Linked DNA regions of Homo sapiens: all the other regions are linked to region 1. Evidence: chromatin contacts called from ENCODE Hi-C or POLR2A ChIA-PET data. All regions are on one chromosome and are shown on one strand. Each heading gives the region's core, a stretch centred on a gene start or an enhancer-like site at or near the end of the contact. The rest is flanking DNA. Distances are from core to core; before and after follow the strand shown. Region 1 holds the start of METTL15 (methyltransferase 15, mitochondrial 12S rRNA N4-cytidine). Region 2 has its middle 20 kb from the start of ARL14EP. Region 3 overlaps ARL14EP-DT (ARL14EP divergent transcript).

Region 1 (4,327 bases), core at 802-3,301:
AAAACGAGTTCCCGGGACTCGGTCCCCTTCTCCTCACCTGAAGCACGAAGACTTCTCAGCTGGCCTCTAACTCGGGCCAGCGACTACCACTACGGTCCAGGAGAACCTGAATGCGCCGCGCGTCTAGGTCCTGCCCCTGGGGGAAACTTGTAAGGACGGACAGATTGGGTCCACGTCCGCCCAAGCAACTGAGGACCGTCTGCCTTTGGTTCCGCTGTTTCCAGCCTCAGCTGCCAAAGGGTCCTGTTGGCCTGGGGTTTCCAAACGACTTTCCTGGGGGAAATAAATAAGACCTCACTATTGCCATGTTTAAATTCACTTTTACTTTTTCCATTTTTATTTTTTGGTCTGAAACAACTTTAAATCTAACTTTTCATTTATCCTTATCTCTGCTCTTTGGTTTACAATGAAAGTATATTAAACTTGTATTCTGATAACACAGCAGTTATACTCCAATTTTTAACTAAAAGTGGGAATTTCTGTCTCATTAGCTCTATGTTTAGAAACTACAAGGAGCAAGGTGGCACAGTAGTGGGATTGATTGTAATGTCAAAATCTCTCTGCTTTAACCAAATGTACAATTCCTTTAAAATATGGACCTCATCATCTGAACACTGTTAAATGGCAAGTGTAACACTGAATTTGAAATCTAAAGTACTTGGATTAGGTGTGAAAACATCTGTGGCACTGATAAACCTTATACAATGTGGGTGTCAAAAAAGACAAACTTTAAAACACTTCTATTCTTCACCAATGATCCATGCAATTTTACAAGCAACTGGCAAAATATGCATATTTTCAGACTGGATTAAGATATTCTCTTAATGTCACTTAATCCAGAAAGTATTTCAGAGACAAATGACTCAATTCTGAATTGCCTTGCCTGTATAGTTCAAGACAAAATTTTGTGTTAGGAATTTTCTGAAAACTTCAGTTTTCTCTCAGAAAAATGAAAATAATATTACCTACGTCTCATGGGCTGTTTTGAGAATTAACTGAGAGACCATATGTAAAGGGACTAATAAAATACCTGGGAAGTCAAAACGTAAAGTACTATACAATGAGTTCTTACTGGAAATAAAGACATCTCGATTTTATTACCAAGACCAGCAGCACACAAATAACCATTTCATTAGCTAAGATACACGTAATACAGCCAAAAATAAGTAGTAGCTTTATTGATCCTCTGTCTAGTGATCAGAAACAATAATATAACATGCATCACATACAGTACACAATACTCCCGATTTTCCTCAACAGGAAATAAATGTCCATAATACAGAGGTTTCCATATATTGTTGCATTTATAATACTCTGCATGGGTATGAGTCATCCTATTTATAAAGTGATATTGAATCCACAAAATATAAGCTCCAAGAGGGAAGAGTTTGATTCCATTGCATACTATTGTGTCTAAAATCTAAATAATTGCTAAATGGATACAATAACAGTAATATATAGAACAATGAAATTCAGATACTGTTATTAAAAACACCCTGCCAAATAAAGTTATTTTAGCAAACGTATTTCCGATTTGTTCCAGGTATTTTCTCTCTTTTTAAAGTGTCTATGCTGAAATAATATCTATAACCTGGGACTTAAAAAAAATCACTTCACCTAATAATAAACCAAGCCAAAATCTTTAAATTTATTTTGTTATGCCATCATTAGACAGAGAATGTAAAAAGTAACCAAACAGAAAATAGTTTCACGGTCAGTACTAATGGGAGTAGGCCTGGAAGTCCTGAGAAATGAAGCCTGAGGCCTCAACCCAAAAGATCTCCAATTAATTCAGGTGAAGAGACCCCACATTTTGGCCCATATTAATGTGTCTGGAAGAAACAGGTCCCTACAACTTCTTGGAGGCCTCACTACTCAGAGAAAAGAAAATAAACACCCAGAACCCATTAATCCACACCCAAACTCCACCTCTCCCCCTAGCAGAGGGCATAGGCCAACCCCTGCCCGCAGCAGTCTCACTCACACCCTTAACTCTGGGACCGGGCCCTGCACCCGCCGGTCTACAGGAGGCCTGGTGATCTCAAGTGGCTGCCTCCCACCAGCAGCTCCGGCCTAGCCCCGCCCACTTTGGCCACCGCCTCCGGAAACGGCCGCGCGCGTTGCCACGGTGACGAGCAAGCAAAGAGCTTCCCCTGCGCAGCCAGGCTGAGCTTCTTGGCGCCAAGCTGCCGCGAGCCGTGACAGCGTCCGACGTGATGACATCACGCGAGCGGCAGCCAATGAAACGAAGCGCTGAGGAAAGTGGCTTGGGTTTGAATATTGTGGTTGAGTCTGAAGCGCTGGGAGGCGGACATTAAAGTGAAGTGGTTGCGGTAACCTGGCCTGGGCCTGAAGTGAGTGAGAGGCACATGAAGGTAAAACTGGACTCTGGGACGCTCCTTTTGGTGACTTGTATTATTGGGAACGGAGGGTCCTGCCGCTTCAGGTCTAGAAGACCAGGTGGGCTTCTTGACAAACACAGAAGCGTTGAGGGGTGGGGGATCAGGGTACCTGGGGAGAAAGTGAAAGGAAAAAGGGATTCGAGAACCTGCTAAGAGCACAGCTCTGCTTGACCGTAATCCTCGACTGCTCAGCTGGAAGGGCAGGGATCTCCTTAAGTCCTGAGAGGAAGTCTTAAGTTTTAAAGGGCATCTTGGCCCCTTTCCCAGACTGGCAGAGAACTTTAACTGCCCAGCACCTTGTAGTGTCAGCTTTTTTCCGGACTCCAAATTGGGAGTGTTTTGTTTCAGACTCACATATAAGCGTACCCAGGGGCTTACCTATCAAACGAGGAGCTTTTGTTCATCACTGCATAAAATTTTTGTCTGAAGAGCTTTAACTGTTAGTCTTGCACTGGTCAATCGGGAACCCCTCCTGAGCCCCAGTTGTAGGTAGCATCGAGATAAAAGCCGCTCTGACTGCCTAACGGGATTGCCGAGGATCAGATGAGGTACGGAAGAGATACTGTTTGGCAAATGCTCTGCAGATGAAATTAAACTGTAAACATTTAGAATCAGTCCTATAGTCTGTTCTTGGTTTCCGCAGGACTTTTTTTTTTTTTTAGGAGCTCATTAGTCACTCAGTTACAGAGAAGCCAAGACTGACTGCTGTTTATTATATGAGAAGAGAGTATTTGACCAGAATGAACTGATTTTGTGGTATAATATATAGTTTAGATTATGGATAATTAGGTAGAAATTTAGGCACTCTACAGATTTTAATTTTTAGTGTCATTCCACCACGTCTAGCCTCCTGTTTCGTTTTTGTAAGGTTTTTATAAACTTTGATGCTAGAGAATGTGATATCCAATGACTAGATAGTGCTTCTTATTAAGTTCATAGTTTGTAAGAACTATTTCAATAAACAAAGATTATCTACAAAGCACAATCACAAAGAAAAAAACTTAAAAGATTATCTGCCTTTAATAGTAGTAATTAATCTCCTTTTCTATTATTTATTCATTTATTTGAGACAGAGTCTCGCTCTGTGGTCCAAGCTGGAGTGCAGTGACGTGATCGCTGCTCACTGCAACCTCCACCTCCCAGGTTCAAGCAATTCTCGTGCCTCAGCCTCCCGAGTAGCTGGGATTACAGGCGTTTGCCACCACACTCGGCTAATTTTTGTATCTTTGGTAGAGACGGGGATTCACTGTGTTGGCCAGGCTGGTCTCGAACTCCTGACCTCAAGCCATCTGCCCGCCTCGGCCTCCTAAAGTGCAGGAATTACAGGTGTGAGGCAGGGCACCCAGCCCTTCCTCTTCTACTATTGAAAAGTATTTACAAATACATAATATTTTTATATTGAAAGTGCATCTTGTCCCATCATAGAAATACCCCAAATCAATTAAGAGACACGATAAAAATGATTTTTTTTTTTTTTTTTTTTTTGCTGACAACTGTGAAAACTAAGAGGAAAAAAAATAGCTCAGCTGTCAGTGCCGGCCTTCCCTCCAGTTGAACCTTTTATTCTTCCCTGATGGTTGTAAGTTGGTGGGAGTAGTGCCCCCAAGACTGATATTCCAAAAAGAGCTTTAAGATGGACTGTAGATGATAGTGTTGAGTATCGTTTTCAGTCCTATACAGTGTTTGTTGAATCTGAATCTAATTCAGGTTTGAGTTTGTATTTAATATATCATAACTGTCACTCTACTTCTGTATCATTGTTTGGAAGCATTCTCTTCTGATTCCAGTAGAACCTAGCTGTTAATAACATGGACTTTAGATTTGTACCCGTTAAGGAGTTTGTGTTTTATTCTTCTGGTGAGAAGTCATTGGAGACTTTAGAGCAGGTGAATGCCATGTGATGCATCACATGATCTGAATGCTTT
Region 2 (4,327 bases), core at 783-3,282, 2.2 Mb before region 1:
CTTGATCTTGGACTTCCCAGCCTCCAGAGCTGTGGGGAACAAATTCCTGTGGATTGTATGCTATCCAGTCTATGACATTTCATTATAGCAGCCTAAAAGGACTAACATATAAAGTATAAAAACAATTTCATTTTCTAAAGTGTCCTACTTTATTTTCACCCAAATTTTGGCTAATAGCCAAGGTTTAGCAAACCAAATTATTTCTCTAAATTTATCCAATTTTAGAACTGTGTATTTTTTCAAGAAAGTCGATATCACCATAAAGATGTTTTGAAGCAGGAACCTCAGAAATAGGTGAACCTATGAACGTCTAACCAAATATACTCTATATTTTTATGTAATTTCAACTGAAAAAAAGTTAAAAAATGTCAATACACTAAAATATCAAAAAAGATGAAAGCATTTAAATATCCCTGTATCACAAATGATTAAGAATATCCAGCTTTATAAAATACACTGTCAAGTATCAGAAAGTCATTATGCATTTGATTTTTTTTTTGGCATCATTATTTCTGGAAATGACATATAGAAAATGTTGAGGTGTGTGCTGAGTTCCCTTTTGTTTGGCAGGAACCAGTTTCACCTTCCCCTCTTTCACACCACAGAACTGAGAGTCCTGTAAGGGTAAAAGGGAAGAAGAACAGGAGCTGTTGATGCTTTAACTTCATTTTGCTAGCAGTGTTATAAACCACAAATTTAAGTCAATGATATGCCTTTAACTGCCTGACAAGTTATTTAATTCAGATACAGCTATTAAAAATTTATATTCATTTGACCTAGGATTGAGTTCTAGCTATGAAACATAGGATGACAGAGAAAATTATCCAAGTATTCTCTGTTTAGCTTATGAACAACAGAAATTTAATTCTTACAGTTCTGGAGGGTGAGAAGTCCAAGTTCCAATTTTCAAACATGCTAAGCACTTTAAAAGCAAGTAACACCAATACAAATACCCTAAATTGGTAACTTAATTACAAGTGCCTTATTGTTATTACAGAATGTCAGACCCTCATGGTAAATTACCATAGGCCATGCTACATTTGTCTAAAGGAGGTTAAGGTCCATGAGAATGGTATGAGAAGATTTTGCAGGGCAGGATTGAAGATGTGGGGGTAAGTCACAGCTGTTTGCTCTCCTTAAAAGATATAAAAGTTCCTGGCCGGGTGCAGTGGCTCACGCCTATAATCCCAGCACTATGGGAGGCTGAGGTGGGCAGATCACAAGGTCAGGAGATCGAGATCATCCTGGTTAACACGGTGAAACCCTGTCTCTACTAAAAATACAAAAATTAGCCGGGCGTGGTGCTGGGCGCCTGTAGTCCCAGCTACTTGGGAGGCTGAGGCAGGAGAATGGTGTGAACCCGGGAGGCGGAGCTTGCAGTGAGCCGAGATCGCACCACTGCACTCCAGCCTGGGCGACAGAGCGAGACTGTCTCAAAAAAAAAAAAAAAAAAAAAAAAAGAAGATAAAAGTTCCCAAGGGCATGAGTTTCAAACAGGCCATTCTACCCTTGATCTTTTATCCTCAAATGAGTAGAGCTAACTTTCCATCTAGTCATTACCTTGTATTCACTTAATGGTCAATCGTGCAAAAAGACAAAATTATTGACTCACATAACTGAAAATTCCAGGTTTGACTTCAGACATAACTGGATCGAGATACCCAAATTCTATCTATCTTGGTCTCTGGCTTCCACTTTCACGTATGTTGTTTACATTCTAAGGCAGATTCTCACTTAGTGCCAAGATTAGCCACCAGTAGGCCTGGTCTTAAACCTGTAAACTTAGCAACCCTCATTGAAAAAAAGCATCACTTCTTCTCTAGTCTCAGTAAGCCTGAAGTTGATTGGCTTTGATTGACCTGGCTAGTCATACATCCACCCTTCTAACATTCATTAAGGCTAGTGAGATGCTACATTCTCAAAGGCCAGGACTTGTGATAAACCCACCCTACAACCACAAAGTAAGGCCAACTGTATCTGAACCACATGGGCTGACTACAAGGGTGGTTTCTCAAAGGCCAACTGCAGAGTGCTAATTCCAGAAGGGGAAGTGATACTGGGCATGCAAAACACTACCAGACTTTAACTGACGTGGAAACAAAAATAAAAACAAAAACCCAAAGCAGATTCAAGAATTTTCCAAGCAGTGACCAAATGGACTTGATAATATGAACAAGAGAAAGGAGTAAAAAATGACTGACTATATATTTTATTGACTCATCTAAGGCCAGATACAGCAAACAATCTAATAGTTTATAATTTATTTGATTTTTAGAGCCAGGACCTGAGAACCAAGTTGAAATAGAAACAAATTAGGTTACTGTATTAGTCAGGGTTTTCCAGAGAAAGGGAACCAACTGGATGTGTCTGCCTGCCTGCCTGTCAATTGATATATTGATCTATCCATCCATCCACCCATACACCCATCCACCCATCCACCCATCCATCCATCCATCCATCCATCCATCCACCCACCCATCAAGAGGTGTAAGGAGCCTCTCAACATGGGTTGTCGGTATGTCACACAGTGTGAGGCTTTGTTTGCCAAGAATTTGTAGTTGAGCACTGACCCTAAAATCTATGTGTAGTTCTTTAAAAGACACAAGGAAAAAAATAAGCATGTTTTTTCAATTACAGCTTTTGGGGATGAGATGGAAACTTTTACTGAAAAAATTAGAAAATGTTTCTTTTTCAACATTTTCTATAGGAAAGTCTATCATCCAATTTAGAGAGGTCAGGAGCTATTTTGGAATAATAAATTTATTTTCATACACCAAACTGTAGGGCCTGTATTTTATGCAGAAATTTTCATTGCATAGTCTCATTCACTAAGTCATAAATGGCTAGATGCTTGCTAGCATTTTTAAAAAACCTCAATATACCACAATTCACTAAGCAATCCTGAATACCTCTCTTAATGCCAAAATTCAATTTGTATTTTATCCAGAATCTTGTAGTCTCCATTTACATGGTACCAGTACTGCTACTATTGGTTACTTTATCTTATGTGACAAAATAACCAATTTAATTTTCAATTACCTTCAAGACCAAATAATAAATTTGGGGTGTCAGAATATAACAAAAAACAATTTAATTTGCATTTTTCAAATTCTTCAGCGTAACTGATTGCTTGTTAACAAAGGGAAACTTAGCCAATTTGTTAAGTTTAGCAATGTTTGCAAACATTAGTTTTAATAAGTCTATTTATTATAAAACGTATCTTAGGCTTCAAAACCTAAGATAGGATAGGTAGATTATGGTAACATTTTTTTTTTTTTTTTTTTTTTTTAAGGTAAGAGTCTTGCTCTGCGTCCAGGATGGAGTGTGGTGGTGCGATCTCGGCTCACCACAACATCCGCCCCTCGGGTTCAAGCTATTCTCATGCCTCAGCCTCCCGAGTAGCTGGGACTACAGGTGTGCCCCACCATGCCCAGCTAATTTTTGCATTTTTAGTAGAGACGGGGGTTTCACTATGTTGGCCAGGCTGGTCTCGAACTCCTGACCTCATGATCTGCCCGCCTCAGCCTCCCAAAGTGCTGGGATTACAGGTGTGGGCCACAATGCCTGGCCAGCAACTCTTTAAAAAATAAAACGTTTGTTTGCTTGTAATGACATGAAATGCAGTTTCTAATCACTGGATGTTTAACCAAGAAATCACTCCCTTGTAGTTTCGAGGAGGAAAAAACACATTTTAGTTGTGGCATTTCACAGAACTGTAATACTTCCAAATTTAAATACCTTTTGTATTTGAAGGTGTTTTATTGCTATCCCAATAATCTGCTTTATCTAGTAAATTTCCTGTATTTTTCTAAAAGTTAAATTATCTTAATAAGATTAGTAAATCCTCACAACTATACCATTAAAAATACACATTGGGACATATACTTTGCAGAGGTCTATTACCTTTCGAACTAAGTATTCAGTTGTGTTTCATGATTTAAAAAAAATAGATAAGAGCATTACTTCCCAAGTACCTCCACTTTATAAAAATAAGTGAAAAGAGACTCAGAATTGCCTGTGTGTATTTCTGTATCCTCACTCACATTCTTGAAAATTAACACCCAATATGGTTGACTGCTGCTGGGCAAGACCTAAGAATGATAGAGAAACCATTTGATTTTGAAAAACATCCACTTCAGCAGGTTATTATATAATTACATGTTCACAGTTAAATTTATAAGTTAAGAGATTAAAGGAAAGTAGTAATAGCTGAGAGCAGTTTTTTTCATGAAGATACCAGATGTCAGCAAAACTAAGGCAGTGTCCTGAATTTTGCACAAGAATGTTAAGCTATAAGCAGGGCAAACATCATGGAGGTAGAAAACCT
Region 3 (4,327 bases), core at 734-3,233, 2.1 Mb before region 1:
TTCTCTCCAATGTGGGACACCTCTAAAGGACAATCTGTCCTCCAGAGCTCCCAGATAGGCAAGTAAAGATCACTCTCCCTGCCCATTCCTTCCTTTTCTTCATTTTCCTTTACAGGTATCACTCTCTAATAAATATTTTGCATCCCTATTTATCATGTCTGTACCCCTAAAACCCCAACTAGTTATAAGTACTAATCAGCTTAGCAAGAAAGACACACCAACATTTATGGAACATTTATGTGCTAGAAATTATTCTAAGTAATCAACATGTATTCTCTTTTTAAATCCTGGAACAATGATATGTGCTAAGTACTATTATTATTTATATTTTAATGATGAGGAGACAGGCACAGAAGACTTTAGTGACTTGTTCAAGGTCAAACAACTAGGTGGAATCAAGATTTGAGTGTCAACAATCTGACTCCAGGGCTCCTAATTGCTTTGCTGAGCTATCTTATTTGCCATTCCTAGGCTAGCTTAACCACTTTACTCATCTCTTGCTACTACTATTTAAGCAAGGAGATTTGCTCTTGGGGTAAACAGTTAGTATATATCTGGGAGAAGATGGGTCCTTTCATTCTTTTTCCGGTATTTCCAGCTCATGGTATGTTGCCTAGCACATAGCAGGAGCCCAATAAAGTTTTGATGATGGATGAAGACAGAAGAATTGAAAATCCTATCATCCTGACTGAGATAAAAGAACATGGTAGGAAAAATGATAGTTTACTGTGAATGATAGTTTACTATGATGGTGACTGCATATGGGGTAGGCGTGACAGGAAAAGAGACAATTTATAGACTGTAAAAACTCTTTGTGACTTATGATTTTAGATTCACTCTAATTTCAGCATAGCATCAGCCCTCATTATTCTGGCTGGTGTGCCAATGTAGGAGAAATTATAAAGCAGTTAATTCTAATTTGTCTGAAGCTTAAGATACAGTTGTATGAATCTATACTTTTCTTTAACCAAAACAGAACAGTATCCTTTAAAACTTAACTGAGATGTTGAAGGTTAACAGGTATCTCTGAGAAGAAAGTTGTCTTTGTGTTTTAAAACATGGTTGGTAGTCATTCAATTACCTTCTTCTCATCCTTATTCTGCAATCCATACTGGGTTGGTAACTCTGTAGGTACTGGTTTTATAATTAATATTATGTATTTAGTAGGCAATAAATTTTTATTGTATTTTAATAAATTAACCTTGCTAACTAATGTGGAAAACTATAATACCATAAGTGTAGGGAATAATAGAGTCGATACCTTAAAGATTATTAAAGGCAAAATGTTTTTATCTCAAAAAAGTAAATAAGTAAAATTCAAAAATGCCTAGAGATCAACCCTAGGTGGCCGCTTAGGGATGGAATTTCTGGGGTTCTGCTAATGAAATTAATTCATGATGTTTTCTCAGTTTGCATACTTATAAATCTATATGGTGTCACAGATGTGTCTTTGAAAGTGCAATCCCTTTTGAGACCTGTAATGACCGAGCAGGTATGAGTTTCGGCTGCTCTTCTGTGGCTTCCTTTTTTTAGTCTTCTCACGGCTGTCTTAACACATTTGCTGTTCTGTCTTCTGGGGCTATAAACACCCAGAGAGTAGAATCTATATATTATCGTTTCTCCAGCTGTTTCCTAATCGGCTTAAAATGATGCACTTCTGTAAACTTTTGTTGAGCAGTTGAAAAAGGACAGCCTGAGGTATCTGAGGGGATTCAGGTTTTGGGACTGAAATTCACTTTTGTGTTTCACTAGCTGTGTGACCACAGGCCACTCACTTCTCTGAGTCTCTGAAGCATTTTAGATTGATGAGAAATAATATTCTTTTGTTATAAGGTTATGTGAAGATAGATTCATAGGATATATGTATTATCTGGCTCATAATAGAGGCTTAATATTCATCCCTTGTGTCTGTGGTGGAAATATTGTCTTAAGGCTTTACTTTCATTGTGTTCTTAATAGTCAAAAAAGTGGTTTTCCCCTTTAAAGAACACACAGGAGATCCACTTCCTCTTTGGCTGCCTTGTTTTTCTTTCACTGATTTGTCAATTTCCATCACTGATAGTGAAGCTTTTTGTGCTAAGGCTCTTCTCTTTATAGTACAGATAATAGGAAATGCTGCAACCAAATCCAAAGGGACCAGAACCAAAAAGGAGACTTTCTAATTTGAGATTTGACACCCATTTCAGCTGAGAATAAGGTTTGGTAAATATTTAAAATGGATTACATTTCTTGAAAGGACTTCTGCTGAATTTTATAAAGGAAAGATCAAAGCCTTCAGGTTTAAGTTTGATTCTACATATTTTCTACTTATGGTGAAATCCTCTGAGCCTTTTTCTCCTATAGAAAAGTTTTAATAAATCCTTGCTGAACCATTTCCACTAGAGAATTTGTCTCTATTACATTGAGGAGACTGGATATTTTAATTCTCACAGTTGATTGAATTCCAGTTCCGGAGCATCTAAATACTCTATCTTCTAGAATATCATCAATTAGTTAATTATATTTCATGATCCTAGTTTATATAAAATTCATACAAGGAAGACATTTGACTAATTTATCCTTAATACCCTTATAACATTGTTCTAAGAGTACAAATATAGCCTAGAATGTAGTAATGATGATAATAATAACAGCAACATTGGCCAGGTGCAGTGGCTCATGCCTGTAATCCCAGCACTTTGGGAGGCTGAGAGGTGGGAGGATTGCTTGAGCCCACGAGTTTGAGACCAGCCTAGACAATATAGTCAAGCCTCTTCTTTACAAAAAATATAAAAATTAGCCAGGCATGGCTGCATGCACCTGTGGTCCCAGCTACTTGTGAGACTGAGGTGGGAGGATCACTTGAGCCCAGGAGTTTGAGGCTACAGCGAGCTGTGATCATGCCACTGCACTCCAGCTTGGGTGACAGAGGAGACCCTGTCTCTGAAAAATAAATAAACTTTCTTTGTATCTAAGGTTTTTGTAAGAAAATGGTGACAATAACTGTAGCCAAACTATCTCAAAGCATTGTCACCTGTGTCAATGGACACAGAAAGGTTTTGAACAATATCATACAGAACATATTACAGTAGTGAATGCCTTAACACCCTTTCTTCACGATAGAATTCCAATTTGATTTTGATAAAGGCCTTGAAGGAAGCAGTACCCTATGTTATTTCTACACATAATCACCCTAAAACATTGTAGAAAAAAATTTGTACACAAGCCAACAACCTGATACACACATCATCCTCAATATTCAGAGATTAACATGTTAAGAAGAATGTTAACACTTTCAAAAGATTAAAATATTAATAATGTAATTATTGCCTGTGAATGTATTTGGGAAACATAGCATCAAAATCAAACAAATCATTCTTAAATCTTCAAAACCCAGTGTGTGGCAGGTCTAATCCTCCTGCTAAATGGTTAGATTGAACACAAATAGGGAGTGAGAATGGTTACATTTCTATTGACCCTGAAATAAATATCAAAGAGCAGAGTGCTATTAAATTCTAGACATAATAATCCACTGTACAAAACTACCTGAATCCTGAGTAACTGTTTCTCCTTGTAATAAGCAACCACCATTAAAGGGGATACGACACGTCTGACAGATGTGAAAGCCACTAAGTCATCAAAGAAAACTTATCCCTTCCCCCAAACAGGTGAGTCAATAGCATCGACATTTTCAAATGTCAGCTGCTGGATTATTATTTAATTCTGTTTGGAGCAAAACAGCATTAGTTCATTGATTCAAAAAGCCATTTTTTGAGCACCTGCTAGGTACCAGGAACCATGGCAGGCTTCAAGAGGTGCCAACGATAAATAGCAGACAAGATTTTCCCTAAAGAGTCCACAGCCCAGTGCAGCAGATAGACATATGCAGAAATCAACTTGGTATAGAAAAATTGCTAAGGGTTTTGGTGTCCTTGAAGGGTGTGCAGGATGAATGGGAAGGGCATTCCTGTGTGAGGGGGTAACATGCACAAAAGGAAGAGACCACAGAGCTTTGGGTCAGAGCTAGGGAACAATGCTGTGTCACTAATGCTGAAGGATGCTGAAGGGTACTAAAGGTACATAAAGTTTAAAAGGGAATTAGAATCATACTCTGGAGGGCCTTGGATGATAGGCTGAGCTTACATTTTGTTTTATTGCCAGTGGAAGCCATGGTGGGAGGTTTGAGCTGAGGTTGGAAGTTTCATCCAAGAGGGGCCTTAGATGGGTTGTTTGTAGGGTACATTTTCAGGACCTGCAGTTTGACACTGTTGACCACCCTTCTTGAAACTTGCATGTCCTTATTCTCTTCTAGTCTTCCTCCTGCTGCTTGGCCCACAGCTTGTCTATC

The links. Hi-C counts contacts between places; a loop is a spot of excess contacts on that map. ChIA-PET counts read pairs that join two places held with the same protein, here RNA polymerase II (POLR2A). Pooled maps may share reads with other maps.
Region 2: a map with no recorded cell type shows a loop between it and region 1 (13-fold over the local background). The contact joins the enhancer-like site here to the promoter of METTL15 in region 1. A Hi-C loop is called at or near these places in 2 of 37 single-sample maps with no recorded cell type and 3 of 50 pooled maps. POLR2A ChIA-PET finds 5 or more read pairs at or near these places in 1 of 52 experiments (B cell).
Region 3: a pooled map shows a loop between it and region 1 (5-fold over the local background). The contact joins the enhancer-like site here to the promoter of METTL15 in region 1. A Hi-C loop is called at or near these places in 2 of 50 pooled maps. POLR2A ChIA-PET finds 5 or more read pairs at or near these places in 2 of 52 experiments (GM12878 and OCI-LY7).

The regions. Positions count from the first base shown.
Region 1 is chr11:28,106,112-28,110,438 of GRCh38, reverse strand. METTL15 (methyltransferase 15, mitochondrial 12S rRNA N4-cytidine) reads right to left here and starts at 2,051. Exons shown (of 7, transcript NM_001113528.2): 1 at 1,987-2,051; 2 at 38-273. It overlaps KIF18A (kinesin family member 18A), which reads left to right and starts at 2,283. Exons shown (of 17, transcript NM_031217.4): 1 at 2,283-2,375. RefSeq lists enhancers at 1-147, 1,756-1,835, 2,022-2,545, 2,746-3,005, 2,546-3,070 and 1 more.
Region 2 is chr11:30,340,541-30,344,867 of GRCh38, reverse strand. No RefSeq gene overlaps it. Among named protein-coding and RNA genes, the nearest start is that of ARL14EP, 20 kb to the right of the region's middle. RefSeq lists a silencer at 1,851-1,900. Within about 2 kb of position 2,032, at least 4 of the 41 ENCODE cell types and tissues checked have a DNase peak (open chromatin) inside an H3K27ac peak, as active enhancers do; they include B cell, where a contact is called at or near this core.
Region 3 is chr11:30,204,112-30,208,438 of GRCh38, reverse strand. All of the region lies in intron 1 of ARL14EP-DT (ARL14EP divergent transcript), which reads left to right. Among named protein-coding and RNA genes, the nearest start is that of FSHB, 25 kb to the left of the region's middle. RefSeq lists an enhancer at 1,581-1,660. Within about 2 kb of position 1,983, at least 3 of the 41 ENCODE cell types and tissues checked have a DNase peak (open chromatin) inside an H3K27ac peak, as active enhancers do; they include GM12878 and OCI-LY7, where a contact is called at or near this core.